Linked DNA regions of Homo sapiens: region 1 is linked to region 2. The links are chromatin contacts, found by Hi-C or POLR2A ChIA-PET in ENCODE. All regions are on one chromosome and are shown on one strand. The core of a region is the stretch at or near the end of the contact, and the rest is flanking DNA. Distances in the headings are between cores, read along the strand shown.

Region 1 (5,022 bases), core at 1,156-3,655, 36 kb before region 2:
TTCTCACACCAGGATTTTCAAACTTCTTTCTTCACATCTTCTCTGCTATCTTCAAACAGCCTCTGCACCCATAACCCCGTCGACCTGGCACCTGGCCCCGTGAGTTCAGCAGAGCAGGTGACGCAGTCCCATTTCACAGATGCCGTCCACATTGAACTTAGAGCTTGAGGCAGAAGAGTGCCCTGCCCTCCCAGCCCAGCAGGTGTAGGCCTGAGTCATTCAATACCACTCACATCTCGTGGGCTGTCCTGGGAGGGCAGACAAACCTGGGAATCAAGGACTTTGTCTTATCTCTGCCTGTTTTCTACTGAAAATCATCTGAGGGAAACAGACTCATCTTTCCTTGGAACCTTAATGATTTATTTATTTATTTTAATTTATTATTATTATTTTTTGGAAAATCTGGCTCTGTCACCCAGGCTGGAGTGCAGTGGTGCAATCTCGGCTCACTGCAGCCTCCATCTCCTGCGTTCAAGTGATTCTCGTGCCTCAGCCTCCTGCCAAGTAGCTGGGATTACAGACGCCCGTCACTGCATCCTGCTAATTTTTGTATTTTTAGTAGAGATGGAGTTTCACCATGTTGGCTAGGCTGGTCTCGAACTCCTGACCTCGGGTGATCTGCCTGCCTTGGCCTCCCAAAGTGCTGGGATGACAGGCTTAATGATCTTTTTAAACAATGAGCCACCTTTCCTCCTGTAATCCCAGATACCGTCTCTGCCCTGCTCCCGTTTTCTCTCCATCGCCTTTCCCAGCTGCTGGGAGGAAGGAGGAGGAAAAGGAGGGTTTCCCCGGGACCTTCCCTCTCCTGCACCTGGGTTCCCTCTCAGGCAATCGCAGCATCACATTTATTTCTAGAACATTCTCTACTGCGCCTGGCTTTTACAGGTGGTATGACCCATGCCACCTCCTGCCTCTGCCTGCACCTCTGTCCAAGACCTGCAGGCTCTGTAAGCGCTGGGTGCTGCCTTGGTGCCCGGGCCTCCTCACAGGCCCTGAACACCCACGTGCCTCCAGCCCTGGGCGTGCATGCGTGTTCCCTCCACCTCTCCTGGGAGCCCACCATCATCGCCAGGACTACTTCAACTCTCTCCCGCAAGGAGACCCCTCTGCTCCCCCAACAGGGTCATGCCCTGTCCCCACCACCCGTCCGCGGCCACAGCAGCTGCTCATGTGACTGTCCATGTAGCGTGTATGAGACCAGGACACAGCAGGCCCAGGCCAGACCTGAACACATGGCACACAGCACATGTGGCGTGCCTGCCAGTAAGGACGGGGGCACACGATTCAGCGCGTCAATCAGCAGGGCGCTGCCCCTCCAGCTGCTGGGACCTTGGCATCGCGAGGATGGGGCTTCCTCTCTGTTCCCCTCTGAATCCTGGCCCTGGGTTGGTGCGGCACAGCCCGGGCACACAGCACTTGTCTATTAGGTGAATGAGCAGCTGACAGGGTTGCCAGGGGTCGGGGCAGAGAGAGGAATCAGCCCTCTGGGAACTCAGGCCCGCTCCATGGAGGCAAAGGGAAAAGGGCGGCAGAGGCGGTACAGGGTCCCACTCTGACCATACCCCTAGGGAGCCAGGCCTGTGGTGTGAGAGCTGCCCACGGGGGACCCACACCTGCAGCGGGAAGAGCCCAGAGCCAGCGCAGACCTGGGCTACGCTGAGGCCCTGAGGCCCCAGCCCTGGGAGAGCAAGTTCATCTCCTTCCAAAGGCCACACCGAGGCCCCCAGCCCCCGGCCCTGGGGGAGCGAGTTTGTCTCCCTCCAAAGGTAGTGCTGGGCTGCTGGGCGGCGACTGTGCTTCTCCACCTGCCCCCACCCAGGCCTCAGTCTCCCCATCTGAGAAATAGGAAGGACACCTCTCCACCAGCTTCTGCTCCAGACGACACGCGTGTGATGCCCAGGGATGTGGGGCACTCACGAGCGCTGCACCGGGACCTGGTGTCACTCTAACGCCCCGCCCCAGAACCTTCTTCCCCCGCCGCCCCGCCTGGCATTACTCTAACACCCCCACCCCAAATAAAACTTCTCCTTTCCTTCCTGGAGGAGTTCCCCATTCGAGGTGACCACATCAACCTCAACTTCTCCCTGGGAGCTTTGGGCTCTTGAAGCTATTTTAGGCTCAAAATAGCTTTTTGAGGAAGCTCAAAGCTTCCCTGGGAGCTTTGGGCTCTCGAAGCTCTTCTGCCATAGCCTGTGCCCAGGGCCCTTTCCTCTCGGGATAGGTTTCTGCCGTCTGAGGCCCCGACAGCCTGACCAGGCTTCCTACGGCCTCGTGGGTGTGCACGGCCTTGACACCCATCCCGCTACTGCCCTGGTGCGCTGACAAAGTTCCGTGGCCTCTCTGTGAGCGAGGGATTGTGAGCAGCTCACAGGTACTTTCGTTCCGGGTCTACTGTGGTTTTCCAGCAGCCTTGTTGAGGTATAACCCACACATCTTACAACTCACCCATCTCAAGTACACAAGTCAGTGGCACTTAGCAAAGCCCCAGAGGTGTGCAACCATCATTGCTAACAAGTTTTAGAACATTTTCCCCCAAAAGAAACCCCATGCCCACGGGCAGTCAGGCCCGTTCCCTCCCTCTGCCCTGCCCACCACTGATCTGCTTCCTGCCTCTGTGGATTTGTCTTTTCCGGTGTTGTGTGTAAGCGGGATCCTGTGTCCAGCTCTTCCACTCGCCCGTGTTTTCTGGGTCCATCCCCACTGGAGCGTGTGTCGGACCTGCCTTCCTTCTTATGTCTGAATAAGTGTGCACTGCATCTGCTTTTGAGTTTATCTGTGCTCGGCTGACAGTCTATGGAGAACCTTGTCTCACCACAGCTGTGTGTCTCAGGTGAGCCACTGACCCTCTCTGGGCTTCCCAGATGTACACTGAGGACAGGTGTGGGGGTCAGCAAGGGGATGTGTCTGGGGGTGGAGGGACTAGCTATCACCTTTGCGTCGTCCTCCCTGGGCTGAGGGGGCATCGTGGTCTCTGTGCAAGCTCCGACCCCGTTTGTGCTGTGTGAGTAGCACTGTTATCCCGAGTCAGGTGACAGCCCCACGGAGAGTGCTCTGCCATGTCTGCTACTGGCCCTGAAAGGCAGTGGCATCTGCCGTGGGGGCGGGGGTGTCCCGAGGGCAGGGAAAGGCAGCACTTCTGACCAGGAACCTCTGGGGCCATCAGCTGGCTGTCCAGACTGTGAGGTTAGAACCACCGGCAGCATTTGGTGAGAGGGAAGATGCCGGGGAGTGGGTCGATGGGGGAGGAGTGAGCAACCAATCTCGTGTGATGATGGTTCTGCTGGGCAGCTGCCCGTGGGCATAACCTCTGGGGCCTGAAGCCCAAGGGCGGTTTTGTTCCGGGAGAGAGCGTGACAAAGACGTAGAGGGCCCCGACTTCAGGCTGCCGCAGTCTCCGGGTGAGCCACTCATTCTGTGGTTCAGCCGACTTCAGGCTGCCGCAGTCTCCGGGTGAGCCACTTCTTCTGTGGTTCAGCCTCTGCATTTCAGAGGCCCTGGCAAAGTACAGTGTGGACTGGAGGGTGCCAGGCAGCTGAGAACCCCAGGGGCCGGGCTTGGTGCAGCTGCTGCAGGCCCCTGTGACGCCACCTGGAGAAGGCACAGAGGGAGGGCAAGGGCCATGCGGTCCAGTTCCAAACTCGGTCAGGAAAGCAGCCGAGGAGCAGATGCCAGCCCCCGCCGCCCACGCCTGGAGCGCCTCTTTCTCCCAGGGCTCCGCCAGCAGGGTCCACCAGTAACAGACACCAGGCCAGGTGGGGCAGCTGCAGGTTGGGGTAATGGAGACAGAGCCTATGGGTCCCAGCCTCGCCTCCCTCTGCCACGGTATTGTGTGACTCTAGACAAATGCTTTCTGGGCCTCCATGTCCCCTGCTGGGAAGCCCCGACCTGTGGAACTAAATGAATGGGGCCATGCCTGTGAGGCCAGTAGAAGCTCCGCGTTCCTCTACCCTCCACCCTCCGGGAGCTGCTGGGCTCTGAGCCTGGGGGAGCAGGGTCATCCTGGGCTCAAAGAGCAGAGAGCCCTGAGACCCCTGGGGAAGAGCAGGCGGACACGCTGTGTCCCGGGGACCCGGCGGGTGGGTGAAGGTCTCCCGCCCACCCTGGCACAGGCCATGAGCTCCGTGTGCGTGGGGTTCTCCCGTGATGCAGGTCTTCGCCCTCCGTCACACGCGTGATAAACAGGCTCTGACTCAGTTTCCTGGCCATTCTGTCTGGAGGCTCTACATGGCCTCGGGCTGGGGCCAGGCGGCTGCCCTCCACGGCTCTCCTGGCAGACAACTGACATGGAGTCTTTCCCAAAGCCTTTGAGTCTTTCCCAAAGCCTCAGGGAGCAGGAACTCGGCAGGCCTGGGGGTTGGCAGCCCTGGGCAGGGTCGGGAGCCCTGGGTGGGGTCAGGATCCTTGGGTGGGGTCAGGAGCCTTGGCTGGGGTCAGGAGCCTTGGGCGGGGTCAGGAGCCTTGGCTGGGGTCAGGAGCCTTGGGCGGGGTCAGGAGCCTTGGCTGGGGTCAGGAGCCTTGGGCGGGGTCAGGAGACTTGGCTGGGGTCAGGAGCCTTGGGTGGGGTCAGGAGCCTTGGGTGAGGTCAGGAGCCTTGGGTGAGGTCAGGAGCCTTGGGTGGGGTCAGGAGCCTTGGCTGAGGTCAGGAGCCTTGGGTGGGGTCAGGAGCCTTGGGTGGGGTCAGGAGCCTTGGCTGAGGTCAGGAGCCTTGGGTGGGGTCAGGAGCCTTGGGTGGGGTCAGGAGCCTTGGGTGAGGTCAGGAGCCTTGGGTGGGGTCAGGAGCCTTGGGTAGGGTCAGGAGCCTTGGGTGGGGTCAGGAGCCTTGGGTGGGGTCAGGAGCCTTGGGTGGGGTCAGGAGCCTTGGCTGGGGTCAGGAGCCTTGGGTGGGGTCAGGAGCCTTGGGTGGGGTCAGGAGCCTTGGCTGGGGTCAGGAGCCTTGGGTGGGGTCAGGAGCCTTGGGTGGGGTCAGGAGTCTTGGCTGAGGTCAGGAGCCTTGGGTGGGGTCAGGAGCCTTGGGTAGGGTCA
Region 2 (4,569 bases), core at 1,946-4,445:
GGCAGCGGCCTCCATCAGCCCGAAGCTGTGGGCAGGACTCGCCTTCACAGCCCCTGATTGGGTCTAAATTCAACAGGTGGTTTCCTGCACCTGCTTGGCCCCCAGTGCCTGGCTGTCCCCGCCGCGTCCGGCCAGCTGGGGCAATGGGTGAGACCATCTGCATCTGGGCAGCAGAGGCTGTCTGACGAGAGTGACCTCATGCTCCCGGCCATGGGGCTCTGCCTCTGGGAGCCACAAGGCTTGTCCTGTGCTGCCTTGCAGGGGCCACTCCCTGCTTCCAGCTGCTTCGAGGCCCCACGACACAGCACCGAGAGCTGCCCTGGTGGCCCCCGCAGCCACCACTGGGCCCTCCGCCCGCTCTTCTCCCCCTGGCCTGTGTCTGCCCATTGCTGGACCCGTCTCCAAGGCCATCCCAGCCATCGCCCCCGAGAGCCTCGTTCCCCACCTTCCTGGACCCCGGGTCCCTCTCCTTTTGTCTCAGCAGAGTCTAGCCTCCTTGTGGTCGGCGGCCCCAGGGAGGCAGGGCCAGGGCGGAGCTTGTGCAGGGCGACTGGAGCGGTCCTGAAGGCACGCAGTGTGCCCCACGTCAGCACAGCCGTTGCAGCTCCCAGGGAATAGCAAGGAAGGCGGGGCCCAGAGAGGGCAGATCTTCACTCAGGCTCACTGGGACTCAGCCCAGCAGGTGTAGCCCCTCCAGGGTAGACATGACCACCACCTGCCCCGCCCCACCGCAGGGGTCCTTGCTTTAGCCCAGCAGGCGCGGCCCTCCCACCCTGGCTCCTTGCTTTAGCCCTGGCTGGGTTGCTGTGACCTTGCCTGACCACGCCCCCACCTCCACCCGCGGTCTTTGCTGTAACCATGGCTGGGTCGCTGTGCACCCTTGCCGGGCTGTGCACCCTCAGCATGAGATCCCAGGGTCTTCGTGGTCCTTGCACTGTGGTGATCTATGCTCCAAAGTCCTGGCCAGTGAGCCTGGCCTCTCACCTTTGACTGGGCTCCTCCCCCGGCCCCACCTTTGAGAGAGGACGGTCCTCGGGGGTGGGTTCGGCATTCTGGTCTTTCCCAGAGCCTCCCCAACCTAGACGGTGCCGGTGTCCAGCCCAGGAGCCCAGAGCCCGAGTTCCAAAGCCGACCTCCATGTCGGAGCCTTCCCACCCTGACAGCAGGAGCGACATGTGTGAGCCGGGTTGCGGAGGATGCGCAGCTTGGCCTCCCTCCCCGAGCTGTGCTGCGCGCCAGGACTGGGCTGTGCAGAGCCTGCAGCCCCTTCACAACCCAGCTGCTCCCCAGCTGCCCCCTCACGGCTCAGTTGCTCCCCAGCTCACACAGCAGGAAGTGCATTTGTTGCTGAAATTGTCTCAAAGGCCCCAAACAAACAGCCCTTCTGGTGGCAGTGGATGTGGCGGGTAACATGGGTGGCCAAAGGTCTGAGAGGCCCCCACTCAGCTTGAGGTCTCTGTGCAAGTCCCTGGCAGCTCAGGAAACCTCAAGGCAACTAGCAGCTCAGCCTGGTGGCCTGCCTGGAAAAGGAGGCAGGCAGGGGGCAGTGGGCAGAAGCGCCGAATCCTCACCTCCTCTGTGCGATGAGGAGGGGGTGCGGGTCCCCCCCGTTTCACAGGGAGAACGCTGAGGCCCAGCAAGGCCAGGGGACTCGCCCACACCAGTGGACGCTGACTTCAAACCCCAAAGCTGTGCTCCCAGCTCGCCAACCTGCTGTGCCATCTCAGCACATCACAAACTCCCCCGCGTCTCTCCCTCCACATTTGGCGAATTGGGGAGACGTGGGGTATTTGGAGGGACCTGGTGGGAGCAGGCAGCTGGGGTGCGCTAGGTGAGGGCGCTGGGGGCCTGTAAAGAGCCGTGTAGAGCTGGTCGGGTCCCAGCTCTGTCCGTCCGCTGTGCACCTTGAGCAGTTCCTTCCTCTCTGGGCCTTTGCTGCCCCATCTGTACGGTGGGAAGAGTGAGAGGTTTATGTTTTCATCGTGATTATATAACAGAACAGCCTCCTGGGTGGGGGTGCTGCCGAGGTTAAATGAGTTAGTATTTTGTTGGCCATGTGAAACCACGCAGGGGCAAAGCCTGTGCCACGGGAACAGTGGTGTCACCGTCTCCGAGGTCGGGATGGGATTCCAGGAAGGGGCCGTCCACCACCCTCCGACGGCTGCAAGCTGGGACCCGGCCTGTAGGCGGGATTTGCCCAGGAACAGGCGTGGGTTGGCTGCTGTCCCGGGCATTGGTGCATTCTTGACCCCGCCCTCGGGAAGGCCTCAAGCATAGCCCTGGCGTGGGATAGGAGAGGCAGACTGCTTGCAGAATGTCTGCCCCGGGCATCAGCATGGCCAGGCCCTGGGACTCAGGTCCTGCCTCCTCTGTGCTGCAAAGGGCAGACAGGATCTAATGCTCCAGGCCCATACAGCCCCTTCCCACTGCGCCCACGCTGGTGCCCGGGGCAGACATGGTGAGTGCACCGAAGCCCTCGGCCCCCTCAATCCTGCTAAGGCAGCAGCAGTCTTCCCGGGGAGGATCCTAGGCCCTGCTGCTGGACAGGACTTTTACTCTGGCTAGACCGGCTCTGAGAGCCCAGCCAGGTCTGGCCATCTCCGCATCCTTAGACTGCAGAAACCTAGGGTGAGAACAGTTTCTGTGGGGGCTGTTTTCCAGGGAGGCATGGGGTACCCTCTTGGGTGAAGACCCTCAGATGCCCTTAGACCGGAAGTACCCCCACCCAAAGTGTGGCGCAGGCCAGCCTCAGCCATTGAACCCAGCTCCCGGGATGTCCTGGCCACGACACGTTTGGTGGCATCGACACCAGCCCTGAAATCAGAGCCCTGGGCTCACGGCTCACCCTGGCCTGTCCCAGTGATTTAACCCTGGACAGGCAGTTGCTTGTGTGGGCCTCAGCTTTGACACGTGTGAACTGGGAGTCAAAATGCGCCGCGCAGAGAGGTCTGGGTGAGACGGGGTGAGGCGTCCCCATTCCCCAGGTAGACATTTAATGAAGCAAGCGAACGAGAAACTGTGTCATTACCACGAAGGCTATGGCGCATATGGGGGGCGTCCCAGGTGCCGCCGAGGAAGCAACTTCAAATGAGGGAGCTGCAGCCGCAAGTCCCCCGGCACCGCGGATGTACGGCTCAGGAAATGGCAGCTGACAGGATCCTAATTCCCAGGGGTCCTGTTTAGGGTGACTCTTATCCTCCTACCACCCCAGCCTTAAGGCAGAACTTCCTGGACAAAATCCAGGCCTCCCCCCAACCGCCCCCCCTCCCTCCCCCAGCAAAATGTGGCCCAAGAAGTGAGCAGGGGGCTGCAGACAGAGAGGGAGGGCAGGAGAGGGGCAGGGGCTGGACCCCACCCAGGGAGATCCCGGGAAGAGGGGCCCACTCGCCGCCCTGGATCGGGAAATCCCGGCTGGCCACGTGCCACCACCTCCCTGCCACCCCATCCGTCACCAGCCAGACACATTTCCGATCCTGCCAAGCTGGGGTGGGGCGGCGTGGCACGGAGGATCGGCTCGGCTTCCCTGCTCCCCCCGCCCATCCTTTCTGCTGCCTGCGTGTAATTAACAGAGTAATTAAAAACAGGATGAGTTAATTGGTATTCATTTATGTGGCAGATGTTTTTAATTGAGGCAGGAAACAATTTACCTGTTTACATCAACAATGGCAGAGGCAGGCTTGTAAAACACATTTTTAAAAATATTTTCCTCCCCTTTCCTAGAAAGAATTGAAATCACTTGGTCTCCCTTGCCCCAGGCCTCCGCCCTGTGAGAGCCGGGCAGGCCTTGCCTGGGGGAAGGCCCAGGGTGGGGGCGGAGCAGGGAGGTTCCGCCAAGAGGAAACATCTGTTTAAAAGGTTTGCCTCCAGAGCAGCCTGTTTTCTTTAAACTCAGAGAAAGGATGTGTTGTTCCAGGTTGTGGAGACACCCGTCCCGCTGCTCTCCAAGATGCCTCCCCAGTGAGTTTGGCCCTGCTGTTTAATGTAGCCCCCTGGCGAGGGGCTTGGCCTCCAGGAGGGCGGGAGGCAGCCTCAGGTGGGCCTGGCTGGAGGAAGACCACCCAGCTGGGGCTGGCAAGCAGGCAGGGCAGGGAGGGGCTGGGGACCCAGTCCTCCTGGCAGAATCCAGGAGCAGGCAGGTGTGGCTGCCCCACGGGGAGGCAGAGGCCGCCCTTGTCCACCTGCACTTTTGGTGCCTTTGGCATTGCGTGGTGGGGCCTCCTGCCACTCCGTCACCATGCACCACCTGTGGCCGTTGGAGTTTGAATTAATTAAGATGAAATATTCCTGGCCAGGGGTGGTGGCTTCCGCCTGTAATCCCAGCACTTTGAGAAGCCGAGGTGGGCGGATCACTTGAGGTCAGGAGTTCGAGACCAGCCTGGCCAACATGGTGAAACCCAGTCTCTATTTAAAAAAAAAAAAAAAAAAAATTGGCCGGGTATGGTGGTGGGCACCTGTAACCTCAGCTACTCGGGAGGCTGAGGCACAAGAATCACTTGAACCTGAGAGGCAGAGGTTGCAGTGAGGCGAGATCATGCCTCTGCACTTCAGCCTGGGTGACAGAGCGAGACT

What was found. A loop is a pair of places that touch in the nucleus more often than their neighbours do. ChIA-PET counts read pairs that join two places held with the same protein, here RNA polymerase II (POLR2A). Pooled maps may share reads with other maps.
Region 1: a map with no recorded cell type shows a loop between it and region 2 (4-fold over the local background). The contact joins two enhancer-like sites. A Hi-C loop is called at or near these places in 5 of 168 maps with a recorded cell type or tissue (CD14-positive monocyte, CD4-positive, alpha-beta T cell, breast epithelium and 2 more), 1 of 37 single-sample maps with no recorded cell type and 4 of 50 pooled maps. POLR2A ChIA-PET finds 5 or more read pairs at or near these places in 1 of 52 experiments (activated T-cell).

Annotation. Positions count from the first base shown.
Region 1 is chr16:88,955,399-88,960,420 of GRCh38, reverse strand. All of the region lies in intron 1 of CBFA2T3 (CBFA2/RUNX1 partner transcriptional co-repressor 3), which reads left to right. Among named protein-coding and RNA genes, the nearest start is that of CBFA2T3, 19 kb to the left of the region's middle. RefSeq lists a silencer at 3,473-3,618. Within about 2 kb of position 2,405, at least 3 of the 41 ENCODE cell types and tissues checked have a DNase peak (open chromatin) inside an H3K27ac peak, as active enhancers do; they include CD14-positive monocyte, where a contact is called at or near this core.
Region 2 is chr16:88,920,302-88,924,870 of GRCh38, reverse strand. All of the region lies in intron 1 of CBFA2T3 (CBFA2/RUNX1 partner transcriptional co-repressor 3), which reads left to right. Among named protein-coding and RNA genes, the nearest start is that of CBFA2T3, 55 kb to the left of the region's middle. RefSeq lists enhancers at 1-69, 70-978, 979-1,886, 3,092-3,171. Within about 2 kb of position 3,195, at least 21 of the 41 ENCODE cell types and tissues checked have a DNase peak (open chromatin) inside an H3K27ac peak, as active enhancers do; they include CD14-positive monocyte, where a contact is called at or near this core.